Linked DNA regions of Mus musculus: regions 1, 2, 4, 5, 6 and 7 are each linked to region 3. Evidence: chromatin loops called from intact Hi-C (ENCODE). Cell type or tissue: left cerebral cortex. All regions are shown on one strand. Region 1 holds the start of Gm38615 (a long non-coding RNA gene). Region 2 holds the start of Mmp17 (matrix metallopeptidase 17). Region 3 holds the start of Sfswap (splicing factor SWAP). Region 4 has its middle 76 kb from the start of Gm34468. Region 5 has its middle 83 kb from the start of Gm34145. Region 6 has its middle 77 kb from the start of Gm34145. Region 7 overlaps Adgrd1 (adhesion G protein-coupled receptor D1).

The links. A loop is a pair of places that touch in the nucleus more often than their neighbours do. Peaks named below come from ENCODE experiments on the same cell type or tissue, not always from the same donor. Only the 100,000 strongest peaks of a DNase experiment are listed, where the experiment ranks them.
Region 1: a loop joins it to region 3, with 2.4 times the contacts of the local background. A loop is called at or near these places in 2 of 42 quality-filtered maps.
Region 2: it touches region 3 in a loop (3-fold over the local background); 14 of 42 quality-filtered maps call a loop at or near these places.
Region 4: it touches region 3 in a loop (4-fold over the local background); 5 of 42 quality-filtered maps call a loop at or near these places.
Region 5: a loop joins it to region 3, with 2.3 times the contacts of the local background. A loop is called at or near these places in 4 of 42 quality-filtered maps.
Region 6: a loop joins it to region 3, with 2.3 times the contacts of the local background. A loop is called at or near these places in 4 of 42 quality-filtered maps.
Region 7: a loop joins it to region 3, with 2.3 times the contacts of the local background. A loop is called at or near these places in 2 of 42 quality-filtered maps.

The regions. Positions count from the first base shown.
Region 1 is chr5:129,059,611-129,063,610 of GRCm38, forward strand. Gm38615 (a long non-coding RNA gene) reads left to right here and starts at 3,968. Exons shown (of 3, transcript XR_868544.1): 1 at 3,968-4,000. In left cerebral cortex, CTCF peaks have their summits at 2,155 (motif pointing right) and 3,859 (motif pointing right); DNase peaks (open chromatin) are centred at 407, 1,506, 2,162 and 3,867; H3K4me3 peaks cover 77 bases; H3K27ac peaks cover 546 bases.
Region 2 is chr5:129,581,712-129,585,711 of GRCm38, forward strand. It overlaps Mmp17 (matrix metallopeptidase 17), which reads left to right and starts at 2,458. Exons shown (of 10, transcript NM_011846.5): 1 at 2,458-2,737. The coding sequence starts at 2,582. In left cerebral cortex, CTCF peaks have their summits at 2,205 and 3,093; DNase peaks (open chromatin) are centred at 1,826, 2,223, 2,397, 3,018 and 1 more place; H3K4me3 peaks cover 2,423 bases; H3K27ac peaks cover 2,495 bases.
Region 3 is chr5:129,499,023-129,503,022 of GRCm38, forward strand. Sfswap (splicing factor SWAP) reads left to right here and starts at 2,209. Exons shown (of 18, transcript NM_172276.3): 1 at 2,209-2,574. The coding sequence starts at 2,357. Gm40332 (a long non-coding RNA gene) reads right to left here and starts at 2,204. Exons shown (of 3, transcript XR_868547.2): 1 at 2,080-2,204; 2 at 1,498-1,532; 3 at 1,228-1,326. In left cerebral cortex, a CTCF peak has its summit at 1,938; a DNase peak (open chromatin) is centred at 2,117; H3K4me3 peaks cover 2,462 bases; H3K27ac peaks cover 1,587 bases.
Region 4 is chr5:129,414,941-129,418,940 of GRCm38, forward strand. No RefSeq gene overlaps it. Among named protein-coding and RNA genes, the nearest start is that of Gm34468, 76 kb to the right of the region's middle. In left cerebral cortex, CTCF peaks have their summits at 208 and 1,642 (motif pointing right); DNase peaks (open chromatin) are centred at 296, 685, 1,334, 1,649 and 1 more place; H3K27ac peaks cover 565 bases.
Region 5 is chr5:129,388,810-129,392,809 of GRCm38, forward strand. No RefSeq gene overlaps it. Among named protein-coding and RNA genes, the nearest start is that of Gm34145, 83 kb to the left of the region's middle. In left cerebral cortex, no CTCF peak of the experiment used is centred here; DNase peaks (open chromatin) are centred at 2,231 and 2,431.
Region 6 is chr5:129,383,337-129,387,336 of GRCm38, forward strand. No RefSeq gene overlaps it. Among named protein-coding and RNA genes, the nearest start is that of Gm34145, 77 kb to the left of the region's middle. In left cerebral cortex, no CTCF peak of the experiment used is centred here; a DNase peak (open chromatin) is centred at 1,818; H3K27ac peaks cover 694 bases.
Region 7 is chr5:129,184,013-129,188,012 of GRCm38, forward strand. All of the region lies in intron 18 of Adgrd1 (adhesion G protein-coupled receptor D1), which reads left to right. Among named protein-coding and RNA genes, the nearest start is that of Gm46923, 69 kb to the left of the region's middle. In left cerebral cortex, a CTCF peak has its summit at 2,449; a DNase peak (open chromatin) is centred at 2,448.

The DNA.
Region 1 (4,000 bases), 440 kb before region 3:
AAAGAAACCTCAATTGAGGAATTGCTTTCATCAGATTGACCTGGGGGCATATCTACCAGCATTTTTTTTTTTTTTAAATCTGTCCAGCCCACTGTGGGCGGCACCAGCCCTAGGCCTAGATGATTCTGGGCTGTATAAGAAAGTAGGCAGAACAAGCTAGTAGGCAATTTTCTTCTAGTTTCTGTCTTAGCTCCTGCTTGAGTCCCTGCCCTGACTTCCCTCCATGATGGGGTATGATCTGGGACCATAAGCCAAATAAACCGGTTCTTTCCCAAGTTTGTTTTGGTCACGCTGCACATCTCAAAAATTGAAAAGCAAGCCAGGACACCAAGCATGGATCTGTTTTCTGTTTGCATGGATTCTTCTGGACAGCTCATTTAAATGTGGCCTTCTGCCTAGCTTCTCACACATCGTGTTTGAAGAGCAACCCACGTTGTAGCGTTTCTCTTTGTAGCTGAGCGTGGACCACATTTGCATATTCGCTTATCGCTGCTGAGCATTTGGTATCTACTCATTGGCTATTGTCAAGCAGCCTTTGTATGTGGCGTGCTTTGCACACCTTTACTTCTTTTCTATACACAGCCACAAGTGGGCTTACAGGTCAAGTGCTGACTCTGGATCAGATGGTCCCCACACCAGCTGTGCTATTCATGGCCCGCTACAGTCTCTGTTTCCTCACAGGCTTGTTTTATTCTGGAAAGTTACTGTTATCAAGTCTTGGGGTCTCTTTTTGGACTTTCTAAGCCGAGCAGAGTGGGATACCTGAAGCAATAGTCTGATTCAAGTCACCAAAACATGGAGACTCACAGACCCCACTTAAGGGGTCCCTCACTAAGGGGTTCCCCAGGGATGTGTCAAGATGCCTGTTCTGTCCAGTTATAGGACAGGCAACCTTACCACGAGTTCAGGTGTGAAACCCACAGAGATGTGTCTTTCCTTTCAAAATTTGGCAACAGGGCAGCAGGCGGCATCTCCAGAGGACTTGCTTCTGATGCTGTGTGGAATATGGCTCTATCTGTCATCACCAGTGTTGCCTAGGTGCAGAAAACAAGGCTTGGCAGATGATCACCTAAAAGCCCAAGTTATTCATTTAAAACCCCTTGAGGATGGTACTCGATGCCCATAGCCCAAACAGCCATATATTCCCATGGTCCTCCTTGCCCTGTCCAGCTTCCTGAAGTCTGAGGTCTTTCTCCTTTTAGCTCATCCCTTCTGCTCTAATCCACTTTTTCCTCCCTTTTTATGATTTAAATTTATTCTCTTGTGGTTCTAGAAGCCAGAATGGAAAAGTCAGGGTGTTTCCAGGGCTGACTTCCAGAATCTTCTGGGAGAGTTCTTCCCGTCTTTTCCAGCTGTGGGAGGCACCATGATCCTGCCTAAGGTGAGACTCTCCTACATCAGTCTGCCCCCCTCCTCTCCTCCTCCATCTCGCCTCCTCTCTCCCTCCTCCCTCAGACCTTGGATGCCCCGTTTACATGTCTGATGGTTATACCACAGCCATGATAATCAGGAAGACCTCCCATTTCAGGCTCCCTAAGCATGCCATCCGTGAGCACTTGCTCTCAAACCCACTGGGCTCTTTCCCAACTGTCACAGCCTGGCATTCCACAGACTTGCTTTGTGTGGCCGGTGCTGATGACAGGCACCTCTGTCTGGGGAGAGCACGACTGTTGTTCACCATTCCTTGATTCAGTCATCATCTGAGAGAGATAGAGACAGGATGATAGAGACGTAGAGATGGATGGAGAGAAAAAGAAGATGAAGACACAGATGTGGACAGAGGAGCAGACTGACGCTATACACACTCACAGGAGGAGACTGAAGCTCTGTGTGCCCACAGAAATCTTTCGGTTGGTTCCAAGCCCTCACCCTCAGTTTGATATTGTGCTTCTATCCATCTGACCCACACCACAGCCTCCCTAGGCATCTACTTCCTTCCCAGTCGCTTAGTGATGACAGACCAACAAAGCAGAGTCCTGGTCCTCGACGAGGTGAGCCGTGCCTTCTCGTAAGCACAGACATGCCCTGTCCCGTTAGAACGCAGGGAAACGGCCCATTTGTCATTTTCTTTTCACCTGGAGGTCCCTAGTGTTCCCTAAGCATTGGGACCGCTGGCATTGGGATAGCAGCACCTCCAAACATTTCCCCTATGAGCCACTTGGGGGCACCCATGCTCCGTATTGTGGCCACAAGCCTACAAGGGATTTGTTCCAAAGGTCCGCATGTGTTTGTCCATATCCATTTCATAAATAGATCACACATTCATGTATTTTTATACATAATGCAAATAAATATGTATAAAAATTTGGAGACCCCGCACCACAAAGAATGGAAGGGTCTCAGACAGCTGCTCGTTAACAATGCCCGCCACGCACCCAGGCTTGAGAATCGTCATGAAGGAAGGCTGCTCCACTGGCCTCGGCTTGGACAGGGCTGGATGCTGGGCCAGAGACAGGTTCAATCTTTCCAGGTATTATAGAGTTACTGTTATTTAAGTCCTCACATTCTTTGGAGCATTTTACTCCAGGAAAAGAGGTCTGAGGTATCTCTTGGTGCCACTGAGGGAAGGAAAAACTGGAGACACATTTGCGATGTGACTTCATGGATTTCTACCTAAAAGAGAGGCATCCAAAGCCCCAGATATGTAGGTACCAGCTATCGAGGATGAAGCTAAAATGACATTATGTGGGCTGGGTCACATTAGACCAAGCCATTCACTTACCATCCACACTGTTGGGAACTCTGGAATGCCTATTCCAAGCTATGTCCTGAAATGATATCCTAAGCTTTGGCAAATGGATTCTACAGAGGCCCCACTAGGAAAAGGGCTAGTGAGGCTCAACTGGAGGAGGATGGCTTTGCAGTGGTACCCAAGCCTCACATCCACTACAGCAGCTCAGATGATGCCAAGCAGCAGACACACCAGGCAAGCTGGGAAGTCGTCTGGCCAAGGTGGCTTCTGAACGTCAGAGCCTGGTTAAACGAGTTTACTCTAGGGGGGTGGGGGTGGGGTGTTCTAAAATCTTAGGGATACTTACTGGGTCTTTGGAGGACAAGATGGTGGCCTAAGACCAAGGCACAGCCGTGGATGCTGCTTGCTTTGTTTATACAGGCTATTGGCAGGTGAGCCGTAGTGGCCTTCCAAACGTTGATGCATGTGTGCTCGAGTCTCTGAGATCTTGTCACAGAGCAGTTATGATGTGACTTGGTGGATCTGGGTGAGTCTGAGAGTGTATTGCCAGCACACGATTGATACTGGCTCTGTAGTTCTTGGGTCATATGATTGTAACAAAGGCTCTGCACATGATGTGTCCCAAATAGCGGCCTCTGAGGGATGGCCACTATAAACTCTGCTCTCCCTTTGGCCTTTTCTCTCCATCATTAGCCCAAGGAAACCAAGTGTCCCCAGGATGGTAGCTTACATATTTCTCTAAGTCATAAACTCCTTCACCCACTAGGTGACCTCAACTATTGGCTGAGGGTAGGAGATTAAGAAAATAGCACGTCCCCTTGTTGTCACAGTCTGTCACTGTAGTTTGCGAGGTAATCACACAGCCTGCCAGTCTGATGCTAAACGCTGTGTGGACAGGAAACACAGCACAGGGCAGGATGCCAGTCAGCTCTAGAAGTTAGGATTGAAATTCTGGGTGGAGGAAGCTTGCCGAAAGAATGTCAGCTGGTGGGGAGAGGGACCTTCGGCAAATAAGGGCGGCAGGACTGAATGTCTGGATCGCTAAGGAAGGAGAAAAATAAGGAGGTGAGTCTGAGGAAGGGCGAAGATGGGGTGCCCCCTTGCTCGGGCTGTTCTACAGAAAACAGCGAGTACTGGGGAGCCAGCTAGTAAGCGCGAATTTACAGAGAATGTCCACCAGGGGGCAGCAGAGCAGAGGGATCAGAGGTTCTGTCACAGAATTCTAGAATGGGGGAGGAGGCGTTGACGGGGTAAGGGTGACGGGGGTGGGGTTTGGAGTCGGGAGACAGGACTCGCGGGGGTGGGAAC
Region 2 (4,000 bases), 83 kb after region 3:
ACACGTGAGAACAGAGAAGGGGGAGGGAAAAAGAGGGGGGGGGAGAGGAGTTAGACAGGAGATGGGGAGAGTGGGGAGAGACAGAGAAAGGGGCTGGGGTACTTCTCTTATATGCTGTCAGGTGATGAGAGCCATATGATGACCTAATCTGTTGCTCGGTCGCTGGGAAGAGTCTAGCAAAATTGTCTGTAAGCCAACAAACTCTCCTGTGGCTTCTCCCCTGTTCTTTCGTCTGCTCCTTTGGAGTTTTGTTAAAACCACTTCCAAAACTCTCGAGCCCAGTTGGCCTGCAGCTCACCATCCTCCTGCCTCTGCCTCCCCAAACGCTGGAGTTTCAAAGTCCTGCTACCATGTCCGGGCCTCCTCTGCTTCTATCAGATCACTTGACAGTGGATTTGGGGGTCACCTAGACAATCCCCAGTGAGCTTATCTCAAGTTTTTTTTTAACTCAATTATAACTACAAGGACCCCCATCCTAGCTGGGTATGGGAGAACACAGTTAAAATCCTAGCACTCGGGGGCTGAAGCAGGACACAGTTCTAAACAAACCAAAAAAGATTCCTATCCATCTAAGAGTATATCTGTAGTGTCAAGTAGACATTTACCAAACTATAGGAGACCTGGAAGAAACTCCCAGAGCCAGATAGGCAAAGGCAGGGCACCTTGGGAGGAGGTACCAGTTAGAATTGGCAGAGTCAAGGGGACAAGGGTCTGGAGCCAGAGCCCCTAGAGCCACCCATTCCTGAACCAGTTCTTTTGTCCCCAATTTGCTCCACATTTCTCTGAGATTTCCTTTCCACATAGGGACATCATTTAGGAGAGGCCCAGAGACCTCAGAACAGATAGAAGATGGGGCCACCCGAGCTTTGAAGCTGATCTCAGAGGGCCTACGAATGCAATACGTTTCTCTCTTCTTGTCTAACAGGAGAGCATCGATCTTCTCCCTAGGGACCGAACCGACCTTCCTTCTAATGCAGCATGAACTAATGTCATGCATTAATATTGTAAACCTGACGGGCTGTAGGATCTCCTAGGAAACAAGTCTCCCAGCACACCTGTGAGAGATTATCTAGATTAGGTTAGCCTCTGGACACGCCTCGAAGGGATTATCCAGATTAGGTTAATTGAGATAGGAAGACCCATTTTTAACTAACTGTGGGCAGTACTGTTCCACGGGTTGATAGGGAGTTTGTTCCACATAGCTAAACACCCGGGAGATGCTACTGTCTTGTGGCTGCGCACTCTCTGTCTCTAGGGCTTTCTCGTGTCAAGGTCCTAACCCCCGCCCTCCCACCCCCCAACCCACGGACCCATCTCAAGCTGGTGCAGAATCTAATCTTCTCCCCAAACCACCCAGACCCCCGAGAGCAACAGGGTATGGATAGACACCAGCTGGGAGTTGAGGGAGGGAACTTTGCCTTCAAAGCAGGGAGTCACCCACCCTCTCCTTTAGAGGCATCATCTAAACCTCAGTGTCCGCGTGCAAACAATAAATAGACTGTAATCCTAACGACACCGAGGGACTAGAGAAACCCGCGGGGAAGGGGCTGGAGACCCAGCCGCTGGGGCGGGGGCTTGGGGTGGGAGGGCGCTGGTTTTGAACTCTGTCCCTTGGCCCAGCCAGTTTCCACATTGTCACTCCACATTGTCTCCTACTTAGGTATTATTTTCTCTGGACCTCAGTTTCTTTGTGTACAAATTGGGAACTATGGTTTCCACTTCTTACGGGTTGCGAGAAAGAAAATTTCATCTGTAAAGTGCTGAGCGGGTGCCAGATCCCAGCTAATGTTTGCTATTCATAGCCTCCCGGCTCACGGAGATAGAACGGGTCCAGCCCGCCGGAAGCATGGGGGGTTCACTCCCCGCCCCTCAAAACAAAGTCTCTTTTTTCACACCTGATGCAGACCCTCAGCAGCAGAGGCTAGATGCTCCCTGGCGGACTAAGGGGAAAAGGTGCTCTGTGCCCAAGGCTCCATACAGGACTCAGGTGTGCTCTCGGCCTAGTCTCCCGTCCTAAGCCCCTACTCCCGCCCACGCTCACCCATCCCATCCCACCCCATGCCCCCGCTCCCTCCTACGCTCTCTTGTATCACACTAATCCCCTCCCCCACCTCCGATCTCTCAGAATCGGGGTGCTTACTCCCACTCGCCCCAAGACTCTGTGGCCCGCGGGCTCCCCCGTGTGCCCATCACGCGCGCTGCAGCGGTCTTTAGGTCCTAAGTGACCTGAAACTAAACCAAGGGTTCTAGCAGGCGACCAGGGGGCGCGTCCAGAGGACGGCAGAGAACTCTAGGACACTCGCAGCCCGATCCGCCGGCTCCCTGTCTGCAGCAGTGCTCCAGCCTTCGGGGTGGGCAAAGCTTCTGTGCCATTACCGGGTCCCGCCCGCGCGGGGGCCCCTTTAAGGGAGTGGGCGGGGCGATGTTTATTAGCATACATTAGCATGGCCCTGCCCCGGAGGCGGGCGGGCGCGCGGCTCAGTCCCGCGGAGCGGAGCGGTGCGGGCGCGGAGCCGAGCGAGGCGCGGAGCTGGCTGCTGGCGGGTGCGGGGACCCTCGCCACCCGACCTGGGAGAGCGGGATGGGACGCCGCCCGCGGGGACCTGGGTCCCCCCGGGGACCTGGCCCTCCACGCCCCGGGCCGGGGCTGCCACCACTGCTGCTTGTACTGGCGCTGGCGGCCCATGGGGGCTGCGCAGCGCCCGCGCCCCGCGCGGAGGACCTCAGCCTCGGGGTGGTGAGTGAACGACAGGGGCACGGGACCCTGGGCACTCGGGAGCCGAGTCCCCAGGCGCTCACGAGGTGCAAGGGAGAAGGGAGACTCGCCCTTGCTCCTTTCGGAGAGGTGCGCGAATCCCGGTGAGGCGGGGGTGTGGGGGGGAACCCATTTTTAAGACAGAGAAACTGAGGCTGGGGCTCGGGCTGCTCGAGGCTCACGCTTGCAGGTCTAGGAGGATGCCGGTCCCTTTCCCGCTCCGTGCAGTCGTGCGCCGCAGCCGCGGGCGCCCCGGGGAGGTGGTCGCCCAGCCGGAGCCTGGTCTCTGGTTAAAAGCAGCTCCACAGAGACCTCTGGCGGGGTGACCGGTGTCACAGACGCCCGGAGCGGTGCGCCCCGCGAGCTTCGCGGCCGGAGTGGGAGGTCAGGGGCGCGCACCCCAGGCCGGGGACGCGCCTGTGGGCGTCCGGAAAACCTGGGGTTCCCGAGTTTGCCCCGCTGACGATGTTAGAAGAGCCTCCCGCACGGCGAGCGTGCCGCGACCCCGTCTCCCTCCTCCACCGGAGCGATCGGCCTTGTCCCGCCGGTGCGGGTGACAACCTCTGCTGTGTCAAGCCCGCTGCCGTCCCCATCCCGCCAACTCCCACTGCCAGAGCTTAGCTAGGCACTCCAGCTTGGGGACCCGGGTACCGGCTTCTTCCCACCTCTTGCCCACCCTCCTGACTGAAGTCGGGTTTGGAAACCCGCAGGAGACCCGGAAGGTTTCGATCAGACTTTATGGCTCCGCAGGCCCGCGAAGCCCTCTGCAAAGGCGCGCGCGGTGACTAGAGCCCGCTTTCGAGGAGGAGGAGGAGGCCCCGGCCTGGGTTCCTTAGATCTGGAGACCCGGCCAGGCGCGGCTTCCTGATTGGCACAAGCCAGCCAATATCCTAATGGGGTCCTGGCAGAGTCCGCTTTCCACGGGCGGTTGGCAACGAGGACTCCTACACCTCAGGTCTAGGCAAGGTGTCATGGAGATTTCCTGCTGGAGGAGACACTGGGGCGGGAGCAACCTCCAGTTTGGCAACATTTGCCCCTGGATCTGAGAGGGGCAGACTCTGCCACCCCCCAGGCATCTGAGGTGGCAGCGACCCATGCTTTCTCTGCCCACTTGCAGATGTCTGAGGGTCCCCTGAGGTGGCTTCTTCCCACTCCAGTGGCCTCTAAAATAGGGGTTCCTCACGTTCCTGATCCTAGGCTTTCATAGCTGGCTCCCCGATGCCATGAGCATTAGGACATCCAGAC
Region 3 (4,000 bases):
AGATTTCTATATTAGTTTGTAACTTTCCCCTGTTCAAATAAACAAATAAATAAATAAATAAATAAACTCAGAGAACACAACATAAATTGTGGGACTCGATCCAGGAGGGCTTGCCAGTGGTGGCTTCCAAACACAGAAGCCACAGAGGCCACAACAGCTCAAAGTGGGGTTCATTCTGTGTGTGCTAGCTAGCAGTATGTCTCAAACGGGTGAAGCAGAAAACACTCATGCAACAAGCTACAAGAAAGCAAATTTATTTTCCACAAATAAAGCCCACAGGACAACACAAGCCTAGATCGCATTGTGAGCCAGTCAGCCAGAGAGCAAGCCAGGCAGTAGTGGCGCACGCCTTTGATCCTAGCACTTGGGAGGCAGAGGCAGGCGGATTTCTGAGTTCGAGGCCAGCCTGGTCTACAGAATAAACTCAAGGACAGCCAGGGCTACACAGAGAAACCCTGTCTCGAAAAAAATTTAAAAAAAGGACCAGAGAGCAAGCCGCCTGGGGCAAGAAGTAACAGTGTATGCACCAGCTATATCACAGATGTATGTGGTCCCAAAAGGCAGCCTGCAGGTCTTTACCTAGGGGATCATAAGTCACTGACTTATAGTGTAAAAGGGCATTGGGTTCTTAGGGAAGACTTAGATGAAATTCAAATAGCCTGTATGGGGGTCAGAGAACAACACTGGATGTCATTTCTCAAGTGCCATCTCAAGTACATCTAGTGTAATATAGGGCCTTTCACTGGCCTAGAACTCACCAAGTAAAGCAGGTTAGATGGCCATGGAACCCAACACCTCAACCTGTCTCTACTTCTAGAGCACAAGGATTATAAGCAATCGCCATCACACCCAGTACTTTTTGCATGGGTTCTGGCAATCAAACTCAGGTGCTCATGTGCGTAAGGCAAGCACTTATCAACTGAGACATCTCTGCTGGTGTGTGTGTGTGTGCGCTGAGTTACTTTACATTAAAAAAAAATCATTAAATGAATTTTGGCTTGAGGTTAAGACAAAAATTCCAACCGTTTCTTTTTTTTTTTTCCCAACTGTTTCAAAAGTAGACACAAACATTTCTGCAAAGCAACCTTCTCCACATCATAACTATTTTACTTAGTATTCGTTCTGGTGTACTATGTACATGTCTGTATGTGTGTGTGCACGTGTGTACACAAATGCATATGGAGGCCAGAGGTCAACATCAGTTGTTTTTCTAAATCACTATCCACTTTTTAAAAACCTAAGTTATTTGGGGAGGGAGGGGGGTGTCCGTGGCTGAGAAGTTCTTCTCTCCTTCCATCCAGTCGGACTTGATCTAACTCGAGTCGCCTACACATATACACACAAAATAAGTAAAAATTAAAAAAAAAATTAAAGTTAAATGTCACCCCGGGGCACTAAGCAAGACCCTATCTTGAAACTAAAACAAAAAGGGCTGCAGATATAACTCAATGATAGTGTTTTACCTAGCAATGATATAACTCAATGATAGTGTTTTACCTAGCAATGGTGAGGCCCTGGGTCCATGTTCAGAACTGAAAGGGGGAAAAAGAAAATCAAGCATCTGGGTCAGACACCAGAAAAAACTGCAGCCCTGCAGACCTCACGTCGATAATACTAGCATCTTAACTGAGCTAGGACAGTCAGAGTTCGAGTCTAATTTGGATCACAGTGACATCCTGTATTTTAAAAAGGGAAAGGGAAAGAATCTGCTCCCCAGAAGGAAACAACCCGTAGCGCTGTCTCCTAGCTGGAGTCTTTCTCCGCCACTGAAGCCCGTAGCCACTGAAAGCCCGCCACTCCGAATATTTAGGGCTCACAAGTCCTGGAAACGCCCTCAGTCAGGCGGCCAGGGCTAGGCTTCCTAGTGATCTAAAAATCGGGCTGTTAGAAAGGAGCAAACTGTCTCACTAGGACGGCAAAGACGCGTTCCCAACAAGATCCCCACTTGTCTCCACACCTGGCGGCCGCCCTCCAACGACAGTAGAAGTTGGCGCGCGGCCACCAACCGCGCTTTCGTCACATCCTAGGAGGCCTCCAAAAAATGGCAGAAATAAATTTCTTTCCATAAACACAACTTACCATCGCAAGATCAAGTTGGACAACGAAAACTAACATCTACTTAATTTTTTAGCGGCTCAAACAGCTTGCGGACGTGGCGAATCTACCACTCTCACCTCCGGAAAGAGCGGGTTTCCTACCGGAAGTTGCGTCTCCTCCATTTTGTGGCTCGCTATGGCGGCTGTGTTGAAGTTGCGAAGAGGATGCGGCGCCTGTGACTGAGTGGGTAGGCCAGGCGAGGCATCGGGGACGTTGTTCGGCCCAGCAGCAGACCGTCCCGGACGTCGGGGACGCTGTCATGTACGGTGCCGGCGGGGGCCGTGCCAAGCCGGAGAGGAAAGGCGGAGTGAAGGAGGAGGCCGGGCCGGGCGGCACCGGCACTGGGGGCAACCGGGTGGAGCTTCTGGTTTTCGGCTATGCCTGCAAGTTGTTCCGCGACGACGAGCGGGCTTTGGCCCAGGAACAGGGACAGCACCTCATCCCCTGGATGGGGGACCCCAAGATCCTCATCGACAGGTCGGTTCCTCCCCCCACCCGTCGACCCTCCCCTCCCTCGCCCGCTTGATTTCGCCTGATGTTGACTTGATGGCCGGGACCGAAAAAGGGGGTTTTGCGGAGCCCGGGGACTCGGGGGGCCTCCCTGCCCCCCACGTTCCCCGGCGTCCGGGGGGAGGGGACGGTGAAACCGGCCCTAAGGCTCCGGCCAGAGCTGGCGCCTCCCCGTCGCCGGAGGGATCGACTCTGCTCCCACAACCCCTCGAGCCCGGGCTGCCGCTGGCGACTCAGCGCGGGTGGAAGCTGTCCGGGGCCCGCCCGCCCGCGCCGTGGGGCGGGTGCCGCTGTCCCTCCGCTGGCTGTGCGGGGAGGGAGTCCGGGAGTGCGCTTTTGTTCCTCCGAAGCGCCGCACGCCGAGGCCCGTGGGTAGAAGCTTCTTTTGGACCCCCCAACCCCGTGAGGTAGCCTGAACCGTCTCTGGCCGGCTTGACTTTTGGCGTCCGGGCGAGCCCTTCCCCGCGGTTATTGCGACCATTTGCCCAACCGCGGTAGTGGGTGAAGTTGCTGTCTTGTTGGAAGCCGGTCGACCCGTGCGGACCTTGCTCTTAGGGGGTAGCGTTCTTAGAGCTGGTTTCACTGTTTTCTAAAGCCGAAGGGTGGAGCTGGGTTTATACCTTTGTGTTGGTTCTTTTCAAATCACACCCACTGAAGGGTGCCTGGAGTTGAGGGTAAAGGGGTGGGAACGTGAATTTCTGATGGTGTTTGATTTGAAAAGGATGGCATTACATGATTGGGTGTTTTGCTCCCCACCTCTCTCCTCATTTTTTCCATCTCTCTTTCTTTCTCCACCATCCCGGGTTTGGGTATTTGTCCTTCCGTTGGGCGATATTGCTTCTGGGCCCAGGACTAACTGTGAGCAACCATTAAGCTGTGGCGTGGTTTTCTCCAAGTGAAGTAAACCCATCGTTTGAGACAAGTAAAACTGGATGCTGCAAAGACTTGGAACTTGCATGACTGTAGGGATTACCTGTGAGCTGGCCAGAACGGACACGGTTAATGACCAGTAGGCCTTTCCGATCCCTTACGTCTCCATTTGGGGAGAGATCTAGGAAGAAAGGACTTGTGAAGGGAGTGTTGCCTATCAGATCGGCTCTGGATCTGATGGTCCACTCTGCTGGAAGGTGCTATGCCTTTGAACCTCGCTCGGTTGATAGCCAGTGATGCTGCTTCCCAGGCACTCGTGGGGATGTGTACTGTCAAAAGTTGGGCAAATGCTGAAACCTCTACTCCGTATGCAGTTTCCATATCATTCTGTGCATGATATGAGTTAGACCTCCCAAAACCGGTGGGGAGCAAACACCACACATGTATATGTGTAATATTTGAAAATAATACATTTGTAAGTTAAGGAGGTTTACATCAAAGTTAAGCAGATTTTGATAATAAA
Region 4 (4,000 bases), 84 kb before region 3:
CATTGGGGAAGTTTCCTGCAAACATCCAGCTGTGATGGACCCCAACACCCACAGCACCAATCCTTTATCCCTTCCAGAACAAACTCAAAAGTCAGACCAGGATGGCAGCCAGAGAATCCAGGGTGCCCACTGTTCCTAATCCGCTATACTCCCAACATGCCCCTGTGAAGAGCTGGGTATACACACACACTCCAGAGAGGTGCGCTAGAGAACAAGACATGGCCATCTGAGACACCAACCAGGGACAAAGAAACCCAGCCAAACCTCCCCATCCAGGGGGGCCTTGGGAAATAATCAAATTTCCAAAGCAACAGGAAGCTTAGATTTCTTTCTGTTCATCACCAAGGCGAGGCTGAGAGGTTTGGAGACAGACCTAGCCTCCAGTGTGAGCTAAATTCTAAGCCACATCCCAAGGGTGAACAGCCCCCTGCAGACTCCTGACTCTCACATCGTAAACAGTCTATACAGACTGGCGAGGGAAACACAGCCTAAGTTTGCTTTCATGTTTTATCGGAGTACAAAGAAGGAAGGACCCTGTGGAATGGCATGGGAATGCAAACCGAGCGCCTCTGGAATGAAACAGAAAGCAAACCGAACTCACACTGCAGTGTCCTTATAAGGCTTTCAAAAGCTCTGTCATATTCTTGGGAACTTTGAAGGCATGTGTGGGGGCAGGGCGCTGTGTCTAGGGAGGACCAGCGTTGGCCTCTCACTGCTTGCCTCGGCCTGACCTTGAGATTCAGGGCTAGCAAGCATAGACTCCTGGCTGAGTTACAGGATTTCTGCCCCACCACGGACTTGCAGACCCCCTCAGCAAAGCCTGGATGGAGACTTCTCAGATAGTTCAAGGAACCAGAGGAGTCTTAACCGAGCCCTGAGCTGATGGAGCCGATCTCAGCGTCTTCTCCAAAGGGAACCAGGAGAGAAGCAATCTAGGGAAGTAACTAAATCAAGAAAACGGCGCAAGCAGTAACGCAGGACAGGGAAAGACTGGGTTCCAGACATATTTTTAATTATTTAAATATTAAATATAACTCTAGTCCTCCCACGGGGTGAAAGGGCACTCCTGGGACCTCCACTCCAAATTCGTTCGGCTCTAGTTCTGCTTTCTGGGTGACTCCACTGACACAGATGATGTCCTTTGCCCTGTTTTGCCTTTTGGGATCCATTATAGGGGTGACAGGGACTTTCAGGTCTGCATAGCTGATTGCTGTATGTATGTTCTCTCAGACTATCCTCTGCAAAACTGCTTCAGAGAGAGGGAAGAAGGAACTCAGACCAGCTGTCAGCATCAAGTTCCTACACGGGTTAGGGATGCTCTTGTCACTACTGACTCTAACACAAGATTTTAACACTTGCTACAACATGAGGCAGGCGTGGGGACCAGATCAGACTAACATGGGTACCAGAAGATGGGAGGTTTGCCTGCCTTCTGGGTCTCTGACTTCTCTCTAGGCAAACAAAGCGTCAGCTGCCCATCTTCAGGGACTTTTATTTGGAATGCATCCTGAAAAACTAGGGATGATTTGTTTGAATCCTGAGAGTCTCAAAAAAAAAAAAAAAAAAAAAAGAGACCAGTGAGCTTCTTTTATACTTTGGCATGACCAGTGTGACCCAGCTAACAGAGAAGAATGGCCAAAAGATGGCACTGTCCTCCGGCTAGATCTGTTCTGCCGATGAGAAAGAAGATAGAGAGTTCCAGTGTCCAGACTTTCTGTCTCTCCTTCTCCTCCCCTACCACTCCTCCTCCCCCTCCTCCTCGACATTCTCCTCCTCCTCCTCTTCCCCCTTCTCTTCCCCCTCCCTCCCATTCTCCTTCTCCTCCTCCCCCTCCTCCTTCTTCTTCTCCTCCTCCTCCTCTTTCTCTCTCCCTCTCTCCCTCTGAATGTGTGTGCCCATATGCACATGATCATGTGTGCATAGGTACACATGTATATGTGTATATATGTGGACACAAATGGAAGTCAGGGATCAACTTGAAAATGCTGTTTCTCAGGATACCATCCATCCTGCTTTTGGAAATAGCTGAGTGGGCTAGGTAGACTGCCAAAGAACCCCAGGGATACCCGTCTCTGCCTTCCCAGTGTTGAGATCACAACTATGTGCCCCCATACCTGGCTCTTCTGTGTACATTCTGGGAGATCAGACTTGGGGCTCCATGCTTCTGTGCGAAGAATTTGATCAACCCACCCATCTCTCTCAGCCTGCTAGGCTTTCCTTGTAAGAAGCAACCCCGACCTCTGTAAAAACTAAATTCAAGCCCAATTCAGATGTCCTGCTCTCTGAGTCAATATGATTTACCAAATTACACACTTGTCATGCAGACAAAATTCTACAGGGGATGAAATGAAGTATGACCTGGGCTTACCATAACATGGGGACCTAAGTGCCATCCTGTTATGTGTGTCCCCTTCTCCTGTCCCAAATACAAATGCTCTGGGTCTGGCCTGCCATCTCTGGCCCAACCCTGAGTCAACCGTCCAAGCTTCAACTTTCTCTTTCTCTTTTCATTTGCTAAATTCTCCAGGAAGGAAGGAAGGAAGGAAAGAAAGAAGGAAGGGAGGGAGGGAGGGAGGGAGGGAGGGAGGGAGGGAGGGAGGGAAGGAGGGAGGACTCTGCTGACACTCTTTCTAGTTTCAAGGAGAGCAGATGTCTTCTGTGTCCATGACTGCAGTTAGAGTTGACATATGAAGATTGTTGGATCCCTGGGGTTTTTTTTCCCTCCTTTTGGCTGTGCCTATATTAAGATACTTCTGCTATTCAAGGCTATTAGAAACTTTGCAGTCTTGGCAAGGTCTCACTAGAATGTAAGATTATGCAGCTCTCGGGCTTGCCTGAGACGGAGGGAAAAACGATGAAAGAGTTTTTTAGAAGCTGAAGCATCAGGCCAGCAAGATGGCTCAGTGGGTAAAGGTGCTTGTTAAAGCCTGTGCTTACTTAGACACACACAACACACATACACACACACAACATACACAACACACACACACACAACACACACAGAGAGACACACACACAACACACACACACACACACCACACACAGAGAGACACACACACAACACACACACACAACACACACACACACATGCGTGCAAAAGGATATACACACATACATTCTTAAGGTCAGAATACTGCTATAAACCTAGACTCTAGTCCCCTGGGTTGTTTGGTTTGGTTTGGTTTGGTTTGGTTTGGTTTGGTTTGGTTTGGTTTTTCGAGACAGGGTTTCTCTGTGTAGCCCTAGCTGTCCTGGAACTCACTCTGTAGACCAGGCTGGCCTCGAATTCAGAAATCCTGCCTCTGTCTCCCAAGTGCTGGGATTAAAGACATGCACCACCACTGCCCGGCTAGTCCACTGTTAAAATCAACAAGGCTCTTGTCAGATATTGATGTGCTCTGGCAACATTCCAAAGCTGATTGGTGGCGAGATGGCTCAGCGGTTAAGAGCACTGGTTGCACTTCCAGAGAACCTGACCTCAATTCCCAGCAGCCACAGAGTGGCTCACAACAGGGAAAAACACCGAGACACATAAAATAAATGTTTGTTTAATTAGGAACTGATTTCTAAAAAGGAACTGATAACTAATCGAGATGGTTACGTTTTCTGCACAGTTTGCCAGGTGTTTAGTTGGGAAACTGAATCTTAACAAAATTGGGATTTACTTAAAAACCATTTCAACTTATTATTTCTTTATTTTGGTCTCACCTTGATCTAGATGTTACATAAAAGTTAAAACTAAAAGACTGTGCCGCTGGGTGTTCAACAATCCTCACTTTGAGTCCTGAGGAATATAAAGAGAACAGCTAGTTGTCTGTTCTATGGTTTCCAAAGTCAACCAGAACCCATGGGCTGAGGGTGATGGGAGTCATAGTTCTGTAAGTCTAGTAAGCCATGGACCCTCTTGGGCGGAGGATGATGGTGGTCGTAGTCCTGTAAGTCTGGTAACCCATGGACCGTCTTCATCAGAGAAGTCATGGATGCTCCTGAGGTTGATTCT
Region 5 (4,000 bases), 110 kb before region 3:
TAGCAGATGGAGCGTGTATCACAAGCACAGAGAGACACTCGTTTTTCTTGCAGCGCGTTTATATCCTCATTCTGATGGACGATCGATCGTCGTTGAGAGCCACAATCCAAATGGTTGGGAGGAGGCAGAGAGATACATCTTCCGTGCAGAGCTCTCTGCTCCCTGTCTCTCCTCGACAGTGTTCAAGGACCCAGAACAAGGTTTAAAGTTCCAAGGGCAGGGGATGTCACAACAGAACCAGCTTCCCTTCCTCCAAGAGGCTTACAATATTGTCCGGATCTGTCCTACAATTGTTAAGTATGAAGAACCTTCTGGACTGGGGCTAGAGAGCTTGCACTGGCTGTTCTTCCTGGAGGACCCGGGTTCCATTCCCAGCACCCGCATGACAGGTCCCAACCATCTGTAACTCCAGTTTCAGGGGAGCTAACACCTTCCTCTGGCATCTGTGGGTACTGGGCGTGCACGTGGTGATGCCTAGACATTTATGCAGTCAAAACATTCACATACACAAAAAAATTAATTTTTTTTCTTTAAAAGAGAGCCTTTTAGATTTACAGTAGATAATTGCAAGTGTTTGCATGCTTGAAGATCACCTGAGGATTTAATGGAACCCAGATCACTGGGATGTGCCCCAGCTTCTGGAGATGCAATGGGCAGTCTCCCTGGGCTGGTGCTGACCACAGCTGTTGGAGATGGTAAACCCCAGATGCCTGGCTATGTGACAGGGTTCCCATAGGACAACAGAAGCCGCTCCCTACCATGGCAGAACTGATCCACCTCTGAATATAGAGGATGAAAAAGAAGATGAAGACCCAAGAGCTGACAGCAGGGCTGGAGAGACGGCTCAACAGCAAAGAGCATGCACTGTGCTTGTAGAGGAGCTGTACTCTTCCTGTCTAGCATGATCCCAGGGACAGACCTGACTAGATGATCCCAAGGACAGACCTGACTAGATGATTCCAGGGAGAGACCTGACTAGGGTAGTGAGAGAGTGAAAAAAAACAGAACACAGACAGAAAGTTGGAGCATGGTAGAATGGGCTCTCAGCTGAAGAAACCACAGTACCCTGGATGCTCAATGTGTTTATTATAGAGAGTTGAGCAGGGAGGTGGGGTTATTGCACACAGCTGAACAGCGAGACTGGGTTACCATATATTGGATTAAGGTGACAGGTTTAGCTAATCTTGGTAGGGAGCAGTCTCTGGAGGAGAACAATCTTCGGACCATGAGTATCGGGGGAAGAGAGCTAAGGCGGATATTTTCTGTCCACACTGTCAACATCCACACATGGACCTGAAGTGAAGGCTTTGTCATTTCCCTCCAAGCCTCACCCAGGGGCAAGGCATTGCCATTACTGTGTGGGTCTGAGACTCTAGGGTCCTCAACATGGTCATGTCCTTGTCAACAGTGCACATTCACCAGGACTTAACTCAAGGTTTGATCTGCTCCATGCAGAGCTGATACAGTTCCAGATCATAGCTGCAAGCCCCCTGTGTGTGTATATATATATGTAAATATATGTCATATACATATACATCATATACATGTACATATACATCATACACATGTGCATATACATATACGTCATACACATGTGCATATACATATACATCATACACATTTGCATATACATCATACATATATACATCATATACATGTGCATATACATGTGCATATACATATGCATCATATATATAACATACATATTTACACACATATATTATATACATATATGTTTATATTTACATATACATATATATCATATATTTATACACATGCACACACACATATAAATGCTGTCTCTGTACTGGAGTGTGAGATCCCAGAAAGCCACAGCCCTGCACACAGAATGCTGAAATGAAAATAAATCCCCTTCCTGGAGACAGAAGCGTCACACCCTACCTAACCCCACTTTCATATCCCAGGGACCCAAGAACAGCCAAAAGAGGCAGTCCTTGCAAGGACTTCATAATGACAGCAAAACCTTAATAGGACTGTGAGTTAGCAGGTCTAGTTGGAGCTCTCTGGGGACTCTGCAAGGCCAGGGCCACTAGCATCCTTGTCAAACACAAGAGTGGAGAGACCAGGAGCAGTAGAATTTCCCTCCCTGCTGCTATCAGAAACTTGCAAAATCCCAAGACCAGCCTGACTGGAGAGAAAGCGGATATCAGTCCCTGCTGAGTCTCTGCTGCATGTCCACCTGGCCCAGATTGCTGGCTCCCTGTGGACTCATTTTGTTTCCAGCTCCAGATCTCACTTGCAAAGCCCAATGCTCTCCCCCCCCCCTTCTCTCTCAGGAGTTTGGCAAGGCGGTCAGTAACAGAGGTGTCTACAGAATGAAACCCAGCCCCTTTGCGGGATACTGAGGGAGAGGCTCCCTATTCCTTACTGAAGAGAGCAGCTTGGCACAGGAAGTCAACAGCTTGCATCCACCACAGGCACTAGAAGGAGCCAAGTTCACCATGCATGCTGCAGCTGCTCCTTGCACCCACTGCTCCCCTAACCAGCCCTGGAAGGCAAGCAAGAGATGACAGATACCCACAGACACTGGCAGGCGGTGAAGACATATCCCACAGCAGACCACAACACTTGAAGAGGTACTTGAATCAGCAAAGATGCACAGGACTTATGCCAGAGAGCTACCTGCATGGCCGGCTGGTCACTGAGGAAAGTCACCTGCCACCAAGCTGTTCTATATAGTGTCAAAGGGACTGTGGGCAGTATTACCTATCTACCCACTGTGGCTCTATAGGGGACATTTCCTACCACAGGCTCATGAAGTCCAGACAGAGGCAGCCCTCAATAGCACTTCTGCAGAAAGAGTCAGAGGGTGGAAGGTTCCTCCTGTATGGGCTCTGGGAAGGGGAATGGGAAGAATAGGAGTAGCAGTGGCATGATGTTCTATGCACAGTGATGGCCGTGGTCCTGCAGGTGCTGATTTGGGTAAAAGCAAAAGATGAGCTGGGCACAAGAGCTAGGGATAGGCTGGGCGTGGTGGCTCACGCCTTTAATCCCAGCACCTGGGAGGCAGAGGCAGGCGGATCTCTGAGTTCCAGGACAGCCAGGGCTACACAGAGAAACCCTGTCTCGAAAAACCAAAGAGAGAGAGGGAGAGAGAAAGGGAGAGAGGGGGGGGGGGAGAGAGAGAGGGAGAGAGAGAGGGAGAGAGAGAGACAGAGAGAGACAGAGAGAGAGAGAGAGAGCGCTAGGGATAGACTGACAACCCTGAACACTGAGGAAGCCTCAGGCTTGAGGGTAGACCAAAGACGGGACCTTTCTGGTGGTGCTCTGGTGGCTCAGGAGACAGACTAGGCTCAGAGCTTCCTGCCCTTCTGCCAACTCTGATGGAAGAGGACGGGAAATGAATGCAGCCCCCCCCCCCACCCATGGTCTGGCCTCCTCACTTAGGAACAGCCAGCAAGGTTCCAAGAAGTCCAAGAGAGCTGTGGCCACTTGTCAGGTTAATTTACAGTGTTTGGATTCATTACAGAATAATTATCTCATCGATTTGCTGTTGGCGTGTTTATGGGTTCTGCTCTCCGATCAGGAAAGATATAGAGAAGCTAAAGTAACTTTAATTATGTTAGTGCCTGGGAAACTCGAAAAGTTTGGCACCTCAAATATTTTTAAATTCCAGAAAAACGGAAGTGACCATCCACAACAAAGTTTTAGCACTGTGGGGCCAGTGGCCTGGGAGGTCACATCCTCAACCCAGCCAGGGGGATGATCACTGTGAACTCTGTCCACTGGTATCTGGGTGGGCTTGCCTTTCATTTTTACAGAGTAAAGGCCAGACCCCATGTATGACACCTACTTACTTCTCGCTGCCCTAAATATTTATAGCAGCCCTTCAATTCCCCATGAGGAGCCTCTCCTACCCTCTAGCCCTGTGTCTGAAGGTGCGATAGTACCCCTAGGTCAGGAGGGACCACGAGAGTCCTGTTGCTCCACCCTGCCCCACGAGGCCTGGTCATCAAATGTAAGGCCAGAAGAGGCAAGA
Region 6 (4,000 bases), 120 kb before region 3:
GAATATGGATTACCTGAGTCCTTAATGGCTGTAGGGTGAAAGGTGTCTCTACACACGGCACTTCAGCCCTAGGAACAGTCAGTAATGACTGCCTGTCTTGGACCAGCCATTCTGCCCACCTCTGGAAGTCAGCTACAGTCTCTGGCACCTTTTTCCCTGGTTAAAAAAAAAAAAAAAAAGTGGCCCCTGGGTGGCCAGACAGCTGAACTTCACCTTGGATGTAGTCCAGTGGGTGGTGCACACCTTTAATCCCAGCTCTTGGGAGGCAGAGGCAGGCAGATCTCTGAGTTCAAAGGGCAGCCTGGGTCTACAGAGTGAGTTCCAGGACAGCCAAGGCTACACAGAGAAACCCTGTCTGTACTCTTTTTTTTTTTTTATTATTCTTGCCTATTCTTTTTTTTTTTTTAAGATTTATTTATTTATTATATGTAAGTACACTGTAGCTGTCTTCAGACACTCCAGAAGAGGGCGTCAGATCTTGCTACAGATGGTTGTGAGCCACCATGTGGTTGCTGGGATTTGAACTCCGGACCTTTGGAAGAGCAGTCGGGTGCTCTTACCCACTGAGCCATCTCACCAGCCCTGTCTGTACTCTTAAAAGTAAACCTTAAAAAGAAAAAAAGATAGAAAGGAAAGAAAAAAGGAAGGAAGAAGAAAGAAAAAGAAAATTCAAGTTGGACAAAACAGACTCATCTGTCAAGTTCACAACATAAAGAAAGCGTGCCCTAAAGACAGGGCTTTGGGGCTAGAGATGTCTCAGCAGTTAGGAGCTCTGGCTGTTCATGGGGAGGACCGGGGTTTGATACCTAGCAACCATGTGGCCCTTCACAACAGCCTGTAACCCCAGGTCCAGGGGCTCCGACATCTTCTGGCCTCTGCAAGCACCAGGGAAATCATGTAGAGCATAGACTTACATACAGATGAAACACAATTAATTAATTAATTAGTAATTAAGTCATATCACTGAATGATATGACTCATCAACAATGAGTTGTCATGGAGATGATTATCGCCATTTGAAGAGTAGCAAGCATTAGGCACACCCAGAGCTGTCACCTAATGTCCCTGCACCCAACCATGCTTAGGGGTTCTTGCTGACTGACTGACTGACTGACAGAAATGTGGTGGTTTTTCCTCCCTCGGGTGTTATATAGATTCAGTCCCCCCCCCCCTTTTTTTGGTTAAAGTCTAGTTTTTTCTACAGCAAATATAAAGACAAATTTTCTTTTACATAAATATATTTTGCAGTAAGAAGTTATTTTCAAAAAAAAAAAACCAACAGATACCTTTGAAATGACTGAAGCTGCATACTGGGGAAATATAGACAGATCAGGAAAAAAAAATCAGAACCAGATATCTAAAGTTAGGCCTGAGTAGAGCCATGGCTCTTAAACACTGGAAGCTAATTAAAGAAACAAATCTTACAGGTTTGTGGCTGCTTTTTTAATTAAAAAAAAAAAGCCAGGTGTAAGTCAGGCCATGGTGGTGCACATCTTTCATCCCAGCACTTGGGAGGCAGAGGCAGGCAGATCTCTGAGTTCGAGGCCAGCCTGGTCTACAGAGCGAGTTCCAGAACAGCCAGAGCTACACAGAGAGACCCAGTCTAAGGGGAAAAAATGTGTAACCGAAGGCCACCAGGTCTCTGCATGACAGTTGTTGACTGGGGACTCCACGGAGATCACTCTCGCCCACAAGTTGCCTGCACTTCCGGGCCACTGTTGCAGTGTGCGGTAGCCTGGGCTGAGTCAGAAGATGCCGCCCAGGAGAGAGCTGAGCAGCATCTGTAATCCATACACGCAGCCAAGTCTCCTCCTGACGCCTCCAGTTTCCATAGATGTTAGCTAAGCTTCGGGAGAAATAGATAGCATCATCTCAAGGCAGATGTCCCCCTCTGCCAGCACCTCCTGCTATCCAGCTGTCCATCTCATTAGGTAGATGTTCCCTGGGAAGAAGCTCTCAGGCAGCCAGGGATGGTCCATAGCTCAACTGTCCCTGGAGGCTGAAGAGTGTGCAGTAGCTTCACCCAGAACACCATCTGCCAAAGTCCCTGTCTTAGTTAGGGTTTTACTGCTGTGAACGGACACCATGACCAAGGCAACTCTTAAAAAGGACAACATTTAATTGGGGCTGGCTTACAGGTTCAGAGGTTCAGTCCTTTATCATCAAGGTGGAAACATGACACCATCCAGGCAGGCATGGTGCAGGAGGAGCTGAGAGTTTTATATCTTCATCTGAAGCTGCTAGCAGAATCCTTCCAGGCAGGCAGGATGAGGGTCTTAAAGCCCACACCCACAAGGCCACACCTCCCAACAGTGCCACTCCCTGGGCCATGCATATACAAACCATCATAGTCCCTGACTTTTCCTGTGCTTCCTTCTGTGTCAGTGGCCTTGATGGCAGGGGCTGGATGGATATCCTCACTAGGAACATCTGGCTGGGCTCAAGGCAGGGGAACTCTGAGCCCTGCTGCCCAGTGATCAGGGCTCTGCACCATGGCATCCCTACCCTACATCCTTCAGAACGGCAGAGGTCCAGATCAATATCTGCCACTAGGCAGAACCAGTGCCATGGGGTCTTTGGGAATGCTATAAGTTTAAGGTTCCAGCCTGGTCTGTCCTGTTTCTAGTGTGCCCTCTGTGTTTAACTTCCCCCAGAGTTCCCCCAGGGCTGTTGAAGCCCCAGCCTTTATATCAACATTCCACCAGTATGGGACAGAAAAGCCACCATCCCACCTGGCCTGCCCCCGTCTCCTCCCAGTTTAGGCACCAGCCACAGCAGCTGTGGCCTATACCCTGGCAAAGGCCAAGTCAATCTCCTGACAAGGGCCAGATGACAAGAAAGACTCTGTGGACCCCAGACCCCAGCTCATGAGGAAGGGGCCTGGCCAGTGTCTGTCTAAAGTACACAGGGAGAGAGAAAACAATGGCCGTTCCATTAGGATTGTCATGGGGATCCATGGGAGACCCATGAAAGCAGGCAGAGAGAGAGAGAGAGAGAGAGAGAGAGAGAGAGAGAGAGAGAGAGAGAGAGAGAGCGAGCCGCAGGGCCCTAGTGTGGCTGCGTCCATAGCCGCCAACAGGCTAGGAGCCGCCTAGCCAATTACTACAGAGCTGCTGAGCTGCCAGCAGGGGGCACTGAGAGTCCAACTCCCTGGAGAGACTCTCTTAGGCCCATTCTTCTCTCCTGATTAAATCTCCTCTAAATGCTGTCATCCCAGGGAGGGAAAAGGGCTCTCCTTATGAGGCTTATGAGGGTATCAGGCACCATTCCCCAGACTCTTCCTATACCCTGGGGCTTTAAGCTTGGCCAGGGAGGATGGATACAAAGTAAGGCCTTGGTCGGCAGTGCGTAGATAAAGAACACACACACACACACACACACACACACACACACGGGGGTGGGGAGGAGAGAGAGAGAGAGAGAGAGAGAGAGAGAGAGAGAGAGAGAGAGAGAGAGCGAGCCGCAGGGCCCTAGTGTGGCTGCGTCCATAGCCGCCAACAGGCTAGGAGCCGCCTAGCCAATTACTACAGAGCTGCTGAGCTGCCAGCAGGGGGCACTGAGAGTCCAACTCCCTGGAGAGACTCTCTTAGGCCCATTCTTCTCTCCTGATTAAATCTCCTCTAAATGCTGTCATCCCAGGGAGGGAAAAGGGCTCTCCTTATGAGGCTTATGAGGGTATCAGGCACCATTCCCCAGACTCTTCCTATACCCTGGGGCTTTAAGCTTGGCCAGGGAGGATGGATACAAAGTAAGGCCTTGGTCGGCAGTGCGTAGATAAAGAACACACACACACACACACACACACACACACACACGGGGGTGGGGAGGAGAGAGAGAGAGAGAGAGAGAGAGAGAGAGAGAGAGAGAGAGAGAGAGAGAAAGGAAAGAGGGGGGGCTTTGGAAAACTGGTTCAGTTTAACGGGTTGGGTTGGGTTGGGTTGGGAGAGAAAGGAGTATTTATGGCCCTGGGGAGGTGGCCAGGATCCCTGGGGCAAGGTTT
Region 7 (4,000 bases), 320 kb before region 3:
GAGAAGGCATGAGGTTTATTGCTCTCTATTGAACCCGATGTCTTCTGTGACGTCCCTGTCATCTAGGGTGACACAGGAGACCCCAATGAAGTAAATCTGTCCCAGGCCTGCCTTCCTTTTCGTTTTTATTTAGGAAGCCAGCTCAGTCTCTGGGGGGGGGTAGTGGGGTTTAGTTAGGGTTAGCCAGGCAGAGCTTCCTACCTTTGGTCGGGTTTGAATGTTGTCCTGGTTATGGTTACTATTGCTGCAATGCAACACCAGGACCACAGGGCAGCTTGGGGAGGAAAGGGTTTATTCCACTCGCCAGTCCATAGAACAGTTCATCATCAAAAGTGGTGAGGGCAGGAACCCAAGCAGGGCAGGAACCTGGAGGTGAGAGCTGATACAGAGGCCATGGAGGGGTGCTGCTGCTGCTGCTGCTGCTGCTGCTGCTGCTGCTGCTGCTGCTTACTGGCTTGCTTTCCTGCCTTGCTCAGCCTGCTTTCTTGTAGAGCCCAGGCCAAGCAGGGATCACACCACCCACAATGAGCTGGGCCCTCCCCCATCAATCACCAATTAAGAAAATGTTCTACAGCTGGATCTTATGGAGGCATTTCTCTCAATGGAGGTTCCTTCCTGTCTGCTGTCCAGTTGTGTCAAGTTGACCTAAAACCAGCCAGTACAAATGTCAAGCACTGATGTCATGGTTGTAAGACCTGTCTAACCGTGGAACAGGGTCAGGAAGAGGTTAAGAGCAAGGTGCCCAGAGCCCGGAGTGGAGAGGTCTCCACTTGGAGCCAATGCATGGGAATCCAGTCCTGAACCCATAAGAAGCACACACTACTACCTCCTGCCACTTAGAACCAAGTCCCAAGTGTCTCATGGTACACACTTTTCATAGGTGCAACAACAGCAAACTCGGGGAAGGTGGCGTCAGTGGTTTCCATGGGAACTCCCCAACTCCTCTCTTGTTTCTGGCCAGCACTCCCCGGCAGTAATTCCCCCCAAAATGTCTGCCACCCTCCATCAGGGTCTCGGGGGGCCAAAGCTATCTATAGGACAGCAATTGGCTGGGGCCTCTGAAAGGTTACCATGTCCCGAGAGGTCATTCTCTCGTGACCAGAGAGAATATGTCTGTGGTGATGGGCTCAGAAAGACTCCAGAAAAGTGACACCGTCTGCTGGGGTTTGGGGAAGACAGCTTCATAGGAGACATTGGTGGAAACAGGTAGGGAATCTGAGCATCCAGAATGCTGGTTACGACCAGCATCATACACAGTGTCACACACAGGGCTTTGCTGTTCACACGCATCTCATGTGGCCCTTGCAATAGCCCCGTTCGAGCATTCTATAGACTCCATTCCATGGAGTCAGCTGAATCTCTGGTGTATCCTTAGGAAGGGAGCTGGGTGCCATTTGACTCTCTGGCCCCTGGCTCCTTCCCTTTGTCTGCTTCCACTCTCCTTGTTTTTCTGCTTGTGATTTTTCTCTTCTTAATCTCTGACGGGCAGGAATTTAGAGACACAAAATTAGATTCCCAAAACAGAGCACATGAATATGAATGTATATATGGAGACAGATAGAAGTGGATAAAGAAACCCCTTTGAGCTTTTCACCACTCTGCTGTGTATTGTCTTCCTATCCATCTATCCATCCTCTTGCTGTCCTTCTGGCTGCTCCTCAGTCATGATGTGATACCATAAAGTCACAACCTGGGACCAGCCCCTCACTTCCACTGTCCAAAGTATTGGAGGCAATATTGCCCATCTTGGGTGGACCGTGAGAGCTTGATATGTGCCTTCCAAACTCTGTGCCACCATACACCTCAGTGTCTTCGAGATGTGTGAGGCTCTGACTGCCTCTGGGAGGGACCAGAGAGTCATCGCTAGTGTTCCCATGAAGAATCACCATGGAGAAGTAGCTGTCCTAGACCAGGGGCACTTGCAGGGGGGCCTGAGAGTGACCCAGATCCACAGCAAGGGCTGAGTCCTGTGCTGATTATCTGCTTTAGAGACTCCCTGATGTCCTGTGTATCTTGCTTTAAACTGGACTCAAGGATGGGGGGGGCATCTTTAAAAGATGCAGCTAGCCAGGTGTGGTGGCACATGCCTTTGATACAAGCACTCAGGAGGCAGAGACAGGTGGATCTCTGTGCGTTTGAGGTCAGCCTGATCACAAAGTGAGTCCAGGGTAGCCAGGGCTCAAAAACTCTGTCTACACACACACACACACACACACACACACAAAACAAAAAACAAAAGGAGGAGAAAGAGGAGGAGAAAGAGGGGGAAAAGGAGGAGGAGGAGGGGGAGGGGGAGAAGGGGGAGGAAGAGGAGGAGGGGGAGGGGGAGGAGGAGGAGGAGGAGGAGGAGGAGGAGGAGGAGGAGGAGACACTAGACCCCAAACCACTCTTTTGGTATAGAGAATGGAAGCATGAAGCCAGCCATCTATAGGGGGCGCTAGAGAGCCGTGGGGGGTGGAGACACTAGGCTGCTCTCCCACAAGCTGGTTGAAGCTGAAGGCTGAAATAGTTTTCCCTAGAGCAGTGGTTCTCAACCTTCCTAATGCTGCAAACCTTTAATCAGTTCCTAGTGTTGTGGTAACCCTCAACCATAAAGTTATTTTGTTTCTGCTTCATAACTGTAAGTTTGTTACTGTTAGGAATCCTAATGCAAAGATGTGCCATGCAGGATATCTGCCATGGGACCTCTGTGAAAGAGTCCTTTGACATCCGCCCCCTCCCCCACCGAAGGGGTCATGGCCCACAGGTTGAGAACCACTGTTCTACAGTCCTTTCTTTTGAATGTCATCAGTGGAGGGATCTTGCAGTGGGGTATGGAGTCAGTTCTTTTGGCTCTTTGCCCCCTATCGGGGGAGGCAAAGGGCACCAGGTCCTGTAGAAGATGCTGAGTGTCTGAAAGCGTTTGCAGAATTTGGAAATGATCAGCTTGAAAATTCAGGTGTGTTTTCCAGAGTGAAACACCACGCCACAGCTGAGCTAAAGATCGAAGAGCTGCTTCCTCCGTGTGGAGACTCACATCTGAATATATAAAAATCCTCTGAACTTTGAAAGTGCAGGGAGCGGTCAGCTCGCTTTGGGCTGCCTGGCTCTTAAGAGCAGTTTGACCCGGAGTCCTTTCTTGGCGGGGAGATGGAATGCTGTGGGAATTGCTGGTCTAAATGTTTTTCTAGTTTGTTCTTAGACCTCACTTCCACTGCCTATCCAGAAGTCTGATGAGGCTTTGCAAAAACAAATTCAGCTCAAACTGGCTTAGGCACAAAGAAAACTTAATGGTCCCTATAGCCCCAAAAGGCCCATGGTGGTAGCATTCAGATCTTGATCTATGGGCTTCCACAACATAAATTTGCTTTTCTTGATGTCTTCATTGGCAGAGCCCTGATCATTCCTTAACACCCCCATGGTGCTAAGGTGGCTGCACAAGCCCCGTCTGTCCCACCCATGTCCCCAGGGGACAGAGTTCTTTTTTTCCTCTCAGTCTCAGGGGCAGTCCCTGCTGGAGTCTTATTGGTTCACCCAGGTCACATGTCCATCTTTCAATCAATTGCTGTGGCTATGGGAGATTGATGGTCCACTGAGCCAGTCATGGGTTACACACCTGAGAGCAAGGAAGGAGCCAGCCTCTTGGCCCTATAGATGGGGGACAGAATGCCTGACTAGAAGATTGTGGCCTCAAACACTAGCAGCATGTGCTGTCTAGTGCAGCTGACCCAAGACTATCCCCTTCCCCTGCCAGCCCGTGGAGTGTGGGGTGTTCAACAGAGGCCTGGGCCTCTGCCTGCCACGTGTCCAGGACACACATCCCTGTTAACACTCACAAAATGTCCTTAACTACTTGGACATGTGTCTTGTGGGTCAGTTGACTTAGCTAGGAATTGTGTTCCAAACAGGACAACAGCCTTCCATTCTTGTCATCGTGGGTCATGTGCCCTAAGTCCTGGGCTATCACATATCCCTAGGCTCCTGTGTAGAACCAAAAGAAGGCTGTGTGTGTGTGTGTGTG